Regions from separate parts of the Homo sapiens genome. Here region 2 is linked to region 1. A link is an interaction called in ENCODE POLR2A ChIA-PET data of the cell type or tissue named here. Cell type or tissue: Panc1. All regions are shown on one strand.

Region 1 (4,000 bases):
GACTGAGGCAGGACAATCACTTGAACCTGGGAGGCAGAGGTTACAGTGAGCTGAGATTGTGCCACTGCAATCCAGCCTGGGTGATAAAGCGAAACTCCATCTCAAACAAAACAAAACAAAAACCACAATGAGGCCAGGCGTGGTGGCTCATGCCTGCAATCCTAGAACTTTGGGAGGCCGAGGCAGGTGGATCACTTGAGGTCAGGAGTTGAAGAACAGCCTGGCCAACATGGTGCAACCCTGTCTCTACTAAAAAGACAAAAATTAGCCACATGTGGTGGCGCACACTACCAATCCCAGCAGAATCGCTTGTGCCGAGGAGGCAGAGGCTGCAGTGAGCTGAGATCACACCACTGCACTCCAGCCTGGGTGACAGAGCCAGACTCTGTCTCTTAAAAAAAAAAAACAGTGAGATACCATCTTAACACCAGTCAGAATGGCTGCTATTAAAAGGTAAAAAAATAACAGATGCTGGTGAGGTTGCGGAGAAAAAGGAATGCTTATGCACTGTTGGTGGGAGTGTAAATTAGTTCAACCATTACGGAAGACAGTGTGGCAATTCCACAAATACCATTCACCGCAGCAATCCCATTACTGGGTATATACCAAAAACAATATAAATCGTTCTATTATAAAGAAACATGCCCATGTATGTTCATTGAAGCACAATTCACAATAGCAAAGACATGGAATCAAACTCAATGCCCATCAACAGTAGACTGGATAAAGAAAATGTGGTACATACACACCATGGAATACTATGCAGCCATAAAAAAGAATGAAATCATGTCCTTTGCAGGAACATAGATGGAGCTGGAGGCCATTATCCTTAGCAAATTAACTCAGGAACGAGAACCAAATACCGCAGGTTCTCACTTGTAAGTGGGAGCTAAATGATGAGAACACAGGGACACATAGAGGGGAACAACACACACTGGGGCTTATCAGAGGGTGGAGGATGGGAAGAGGGAGAGGATCAGGAAAAATAGCTAATGGGTACTAGGCTTAATATTTGGATGATGAAATAATCTGTACAAAAAAACTCCATAACACAAGTTTATCTATATAACAAACCTGCACATGTACTCCTGAACTTAGAAGTTAAAAATAAATAAATAAATAAATAAATAAATAAATAAACTTTCTCTGGTAATATTTTCTTGTGATAAAGGAGAGGTCATTATATTTGAATCAGAGATCAGGATTATATATATTGCCAATATTCCTCTCCTTTAAGCCAGCATTATGCAAAGGTATAAATGGTTTAGAGTTCACAATGCCTTTGACCTAGCAGTTCCACTTGTAGGAATCTATCTCAATGAAGTTATGGGACAGAGAAAGCTAAGGATGCTTATGAAAGCACGCTGAAAAAACGAAACTGCACAACCAACCAAATGTCCTGTAACAGAGAACTGGCTCAATACAAGGCTGGCACTCTCTCTGGCTGGAACGCTAAGACATAGACAAGAATTTGCTGATGGAAAAAATGGTTCACAAAATACTGTTAAGAGGAAAAATCAGGTTGTAAACCAGAATAAATAACACATCATTTGTTGTTGTTCTTTTAAGTACATAAAACACCCACGAATCCATATTTGGACAAAACCACAAATAGGTATGCCACCGTGCTAACAACGGCTGCCTCTGAGGTTACAAGTTGTTTCTGTATTCTTGATAGTTTTTTGTTTGTTTGTTTTAGACAGAGTCTCGCTCTGTCGCCCAAGCTACAGTGCAGTAGCATGATCCCAGCTCACTGCAACCTCCACCTCCCGGGTTCTAGTGATTCTCCTACCTCAGCCTCCAGAGTAGCTGGGATTACAAGCACATGCCACCACACCTGGCTAATTTTTTTTTTTTTTTTTTGGTATTTTTCGTACAGACGGGTTTTCACCATGTTGGCCAGGCTGGTCTCGAACTCCTGACCTCAGGTGATCCACCCGTCTCAGCCTCCCAAAGTGCTGGGATTACAGGCGTGAGCCACTGTGCACAGCCTATTCTTGACAGTTTTGATGTCTTAAAATGTTAAAAGAGCGTGTGTTAGTTCTGTCATTAGAATCAGGAATGGAGTCACTGCAGAGCCCACCGGGACTCCGGGTGCACAATGTAGGAGTCAGTCTTCCCAGATTCATGTAGATAAGCACAACTCTACGACTTACGTATCTAGCATTTGTTCCCGGAACGGTGAGAAGGAGAGTCCCTCCAGAGCGGCCCAGGTGTCCTCAGGCTGTCTCCAGGCATCCTTGTGCCGCGGGGCCAGCTCCATACAGCAGTGCAGGACAGGCAGGGCGCCCAGCCAGGTGTACGTCCTTGTGTCCATGCATCTTTGGCACAGGTTCACCAGGTACAGCCGCCAGCTGGAAGGGAATAAAGATCCCGCAGTGAGCTGAGCTGGCCAGGGAGTCATCTCCCTGGGAGTCTGGAGTCCCAACAGGAAGCAAGCACCGTGCACACAGAGCAAGAGGAGCACCGCGCGTGGCTGAGCAGAGTTTAACTCACGCAGGAGACAGGGCTTCCCTCAGCCCCCAGCCTAGGGCGTCAGCTCCTTTGCAGGCCCTCACCGAATCCCCACAACAAACTCCCAGGACAGGGGAGGGATCTCAGAAGCAGGGGTCCTGGCTAAGTAGTCAACGCAGGGTCCTGACTGACAGAGCTGGGGTTTGAACCCAGGCCATCTGGCAACAGTAAATCTAAATATAAAGCAACTTGTAAAATTTATTTTCATTGTTTAGAGACAGAGTCTCACTCTGTCATCAAGGCAGCGCGGTGGTGCGATCATTATAACCTCGAACTCTTGGGCTCAAGGGATCCTCCTGCCTCAGCCTCTCCAGTGCTGGAATTACAGGTGCACCACCACACCCAGCTAGCTACATTTTTTTTTTTTTTTTTTTGAGACGGAGTCTCACTCTGTTGCCCAGGCTGGAGCGCAGTGGCACGATCTTGGCTCACTGCAAGCTCTGCCTCTCGGGTTCACGCCATTCTCCTGCCTCAGCCTCCCGAGTAGCTGGGACTACAGGTGCCCGCCACCATGCCTGGCTAGTTTTTTGTATTTTTTGTAGAGACAGGGTTTCACTGTGTTGGCCGGCTCTATTTTTTATTTTAATTTTTGTTTCCCAGACTGATCCTGAACTCCTGGCTCAAGCAATCCCTCCTGCCTCAGCCTCCCAAAGCACTGGGATTACAGGTGTGAGCCATAATGCCCGGCCAAAACAACTTTTTTTTTTTTTTGAGATGAAGTCTCACTGTGTCGCCCAGGCTGGAGTGCAGTGGCACAATCTCGGCTCACTGCAACCTCCGCCTCCTGGGTTCACGTGATTCTCCTGCCTCAGCCTCCTGAGTAGCTGGGATTACAGGCATGCACCACCACGCCCGGCTAAATTTTGTATTTTTAGTAGAGACAGTGTTTCACCATGTTGGTCAGGCTGGTCTCGAACTCCTGACCTTGTGATCCGCCTGCCTCGACCTCCCAAAGTGCTGGGATTACAGGCGTGAGCCACCGTGCCCGGCCCCAAAACAACTTTTTAAACGTAAGGGTTGAGCCTATAAACAATACATGGTGAATCTCCTACAGTCAAAAGATATTAATGATTCCTCATACTTTAAGCCCCGGCACTAACTCTGTACATTGCCTTTGCCTCCACTCCTCCTCTTTGTCAAAATGTGCGGCGTTTATTTGGTTGTTTTTTATTTGTAAAACCAGGCCAGGCACAGTGGCTCATGTCTATAATCCCAGCACTTTGGGAGGTCGAGGCAGGCGGATCACAAGGTCAGGAGCTCAAGACCACCGTGGCAACATGGTGAAACCCCGTCTCTACAATAAATACAAAAATTAGCTGGAAGTGGTGGTGTGTATCTGCAGTCCCAGCTACTCAGGAGGCTGAGGTGGGAGAACCACCTGAGTCTGTGAGGCTGAAGCTGCAGTGAGCTGATTGCTCCACTGCACTCCAGACTGGGGGAACAGAGTAAGACACTGTCTCAAAACAACAAATAAATAAATGTGTAA
Region 2 (4,000 bases), 1.1 Mb before region 1:
CCTCGGCCTCAGCCTGGGGCAGAGACAGGACACAGGCACCTGCAGGCACGTGATGAATGGACTCACGCAGAGGACGGCTGCGGGACTGAGAACAAGGGAGCGTGACCCCAGAGAGAGGGACCCCTCAGGCCCGAGGGGAGGCGCACGGGGGCCCCAGGCCTTCACACAGACATATGGACAACAAAGACCCAGGTGCGGCTCCGAAGCCCTCCTTTCATGGGAGGGACCTAGAGAGGTCTGAGACCCGCCCTGGGGGAGCAGAGTGTTTGATGAGCGGCCATCCCCACCCCTGGACTCCGGGGAAGCATAGCCTGCTTCATTGTCCCCCAACCCCAGGCAGAGAGCCCCCACCCCCGCCCCGAGACTGGGGGGATACGGGGACATCTTTGCTCTTCCAGCTCTGTGGTCCCATCCCACATGATCTGCTGGTGTCTCCCCTGGGCCAGTCCCCCTCTGCCACTGGGAAGCTCTCTGAAGTCCCAGAGCCCAGTAGACCCGGAAGGCCACGAAGGCCCCCCAGCACCTGGGCCCCACCTGGGGGTCCAGAGCGTCTGCACTGCCCGTGGTGCCAGGACCCGTGGTGCCAGGACCCGTGGTGCCTCGACCCGTGGTGCCTCAGAGCAGGTCCACATCTGCCCATCCCAGTCACATCCAACGCCCCAGGACATGCTGGAGGGTGGGCGTCCACCTTCACACCAAAACCATGCAAGCCCCTGCACAGGTAGGGGTAAGTGGGGCAGCTGGACCCCCGTGCCAGGGCACAGGAGCCAAGGGCCCAGGTTTCCTAGTTCTACGGCCAGACTAAGGCCTCAAGGCCACAGAATCCCTCGATGGACACAGAGGAGAGGGCCTGGGCCTGAGGCATGAGGTGGGCCCTCAGGAGTCTCGCTGCCTGCTGCCCAGGGGGGAGGCCCCACCAAGGGTCCCAGGTACAGCCGCCTCCTCCCCAGGCCTCTGAGTCTCCGCCAGGGAAGGGGCGTGCACAGGCCATGTGCCTCCGGCAGCTCGTGCAGGCTCCTAGGACCCCCACAGGTGACACGGACGGCCACAGTGCTCCTGGGAGGGCACCGGGGCCACAACTGCATCCCCCAGTCCCACTCAACCCTCCAGCAGGGCAGGGCAACTGCCCATTTTAGAGGTAGGAGGCCTAGACTCAGGGAGGGAAGAGCAGGGGCCACCGATCCCCACCTTAGGCCGGGGCAGCTGCAGCCAAGGTGGCTTGGCAGGGCCCCATTACACACGCTCCCCTCAGCTCGGGCAGGCGCTGAGGCCAGGTGCTCTCCCGGGCCTGAAGACTGGAAGGCAAAACCCACAATGTGAAGGGCCTGAGGCAGCGCTGTTGCCTGGTGACATGAGTCCCAGGGCCATGGTCTCCCCCTCGCTGGCACAGCCCAGCCTGCTGGGGAGGTGCTTGCAGGGCCGGCCTGTGGATGGAGACGTCGCAGAGGGTGAGGCAGCTGATTCACACCCGGCCTTCTCCCTGGGCCCGATTTCCCTCTGGTCAGTGGCAAGGGGAGCAGGCCCTTGGGCGGGGAGAGGCAGCCCTCCCCAGGTGTCCCTCCTCACCCACTAGTGCTCTATGACCCAGATGAAGCCACTGGCTCTTGCTCCCAATCCTAGCTGCACCCCCGCGACCCCGCGTGGACAATCAGGGAGTCGCCTCACAGCCCCAGCCAGGGCCACGAGGTGAAAAGGAACTGGCCCCCACCCTGAGCCCGCTCCTGGCCCTCCAGAACCCTCCTTCACAGCTGTGGGCTGCCTCCCTCCATTCACACGCACTTCCCCCCTTCCCCAGGCCACTCAGCCGGCGCAGCTCCAGCCTTCGGGGGACAGGAGCCCCACCCCCACTTCTGTCTCCCACCACCTCGTGTGGCGCTAATCAGGAGAGGACAGCGCCATCTGCCAATCCCCTGGGCTCTGACACCCTTTAAGGTGTAGCGCACACAGCCTCAGGAGCCGCCATGACAACTGAAGATGCTACACGAAGGCCAGGGGATGCTGCCATGTCCCCCAGGCAGGTGCCCACGCAGCCTGTGGCCCCACGCCATGGTCCAGTGTGGGGGGAACACCTTGATTTTTAATAAAGAGACCAGAGACCCTGGCTGGGTCTCTCACCACTGCCACCTCCTAACTTAGTTTTCCCAGAGTTAATCGTTCATCTTTTCCGGTGTGGGGGTGAAATCCTAGGGGAAAAGCAGAGCTCTTCACACCCACACACGCGTGCCTGTGCGCGTCACCTGAGCGTGGATGGGCACTTATGCACTGGGGCAGGAGACGGAGGCCAGTGTGGCTCAGCCCAGCTCTGGGGATAGGAAGGGACAGAAGGACATTTCCACCCCCAGACTCAGGAGCCTGCAGTCTCCCAGGAAAGGTGGCTGATATCAGGGGAAAGGCACTGGCCCCAAACAAGCCAGCCAGGGGGGCTGGGCAGGGGCTGCTGCCAGGCTCTGTGGGACAGACCCAGGTGGGTGGTCAGGGCTGGGAGGTCATAGAAGGGGACAAGAAGGGCTGCAGGCCAAGAACAGCTCAGCTGGTGTGGGGCATGGAGGAAAGGAGAGGTGGGCATGGAGCAGTCGGGGACCCCTCTCCACTTAGGCAGAGTCACACGGGGGCTCTGAGAGGATGTGACGCCGGGATCAGAACTCCAGGGTGGCAGGGGCAGGCACTGGGGATTGTAGAAGCTGCCCAAGTAAAGGGCCAGGCAGGGGTAGGCCCCAGGAGGGGCAGGGCACGGTGGGCAGAGACGGTACTGAGGGCAGCTGAGAGGTGGGGGTGCAGGGTGGGAGCCTGGGGGGTGGGAGGCAGGTGGGGCCTGGGGTAGCCGAGCATCTAGGAACCTCTAGGACCCCAGGCGCAGAGGCCTGGGGTGGAGGTGGCCACACAGGACAGGAAGCAGTGCCCCATGCAGGCAGCGGCTTCCAGGACAACCAGACAGCCTCAGGGCAGGCCCGGGACCAGACCTGGCCCCGAGGCATTCGCCACGCACTGGAATTGATCTTGACGGGAATGTCCTCCTCCTGCCGAGCAAGAGCTCAGGAAAGGGCAAGGCCAAGTTCAGCTGGAGCCCGAGGACACGGTCCACAGCCACACAGGGGCAGCAGGAGGAAGGGGGCCGGGGAAGGCGCTGAAGGGAGGCTGAGCCACAGAGGGTCATGTGGATCTGGGGCTCTGCTCCCTCCTGCAGGTGGCCAGGAACCAGGAGCCAGGAGACGGAGGATGGAGCAGTTGGGGAGGACGTAGGGGGCAGACAGGTGCCCGTGCCAGTCACTAAGCAACCTGGCTTTCCCAGGGGCCACTGGAGTGGGACTCCTTGTGGGCCAGTTGTGAACAGTGTGAGTGTGTGTGTGCAGGTGAACACCTGCCTCATGGTGTGAGCACACAGGAGCAGGTGTATGTTGCCACATCTGTGAGTGTGAGCAGCTGTGAGCTTGGTCAGTGAACCTGTGGCTAGACCCCGCTGGGATATCCTTACTGGGGTCTGCAGAGTGGGCCTCACCCAAGAGGGGGCCACAGCTCTACGTCCACAGAGCCAGGAAACCCCTGCCAGGCGGCAATGTCTGTTCATGCCTGAGAGGGGACCTGCCCCACAGCGCAGCCCCTTCTCCCACCCACCATGGCACCCCCATCCTGGGCTCAGGTCTCTTGGGTCTCCGGTCTGGGCATCCCCCATCTCTTCTTCCCTGGATCTGCTCACTCTCACCCATGCCATGTGTTAAGAACAGGAGGCGCCCCTGGTTGCAGAAGTCTCAGGGGAAGAAAGCAAAGCTTCAACTGTGCTCCAAGGACCGGAGAGAGAGGGAGTCGCACTGAGACCCGACTTCCCTTGAAGACGCCAGCAGGCTGGTTTCTTTCTTACTTAATATGGCTAAGGCTTCTCTTTTTTGGTGGGGTACCCCAAGAAGGCACTGCCCCCCAATGTCACCCTCCGCTTCAGGGAGCCCAGCCTGCTGCTCAGAGGACCCTATTGGAAGCACACCCATCCCCCATTTCTGGAAATTTC

Evidence for each region. Peaks named below come from ENCODE experiments on the same cell type or tissue, not always from the same donor. Only the 100,000 strongest peaks of a DNase experiment are listed, where the experiment ranks them.
Region 2: POLR2A ChIA-PET joins it to region 1 with 5 read pairs; 1 of 35 experiments calls an interaction of 5 or more read pairs at or near these places.

What each region holds. Positions count from the first base shown.
Region 1 is chr17:80,296,675-80,300,674 of GRCh38, reverse strand. RNF213 (ring finger protein 213) reads right to left here. Exons shown (of 68, transcript NM_001256071.3): 11 at 2,157-2,354. Among named protein-coding and RNA genes, the nearest start is that of RNF213, 38 kb to the right of the region's middle. In Panc1, no CTCF peak of the experiment used is centred here; no DNase peak of the experiment used is centred here; H3K27ac peaks cover 254 bases.
Region 2 is chr17:81,407,192-81,411,191 of GRCh38, reverse strand. The region is part of intron 2 of BAHCC1 (BAH domain and coiled-coil containing 1); the gene reads right to left. Among named protein-coding and RNA genes, the nearest start is that of MIR4740, 8.4 kb to the right of the region's middle. RefSeq lists a silencer at 1,789-2,083. In Panc1, no CTCF peak of the experiment used is centred here; no DNase peak of the experiment used is centred here; H3K27ac peaks cover 2,895 bases.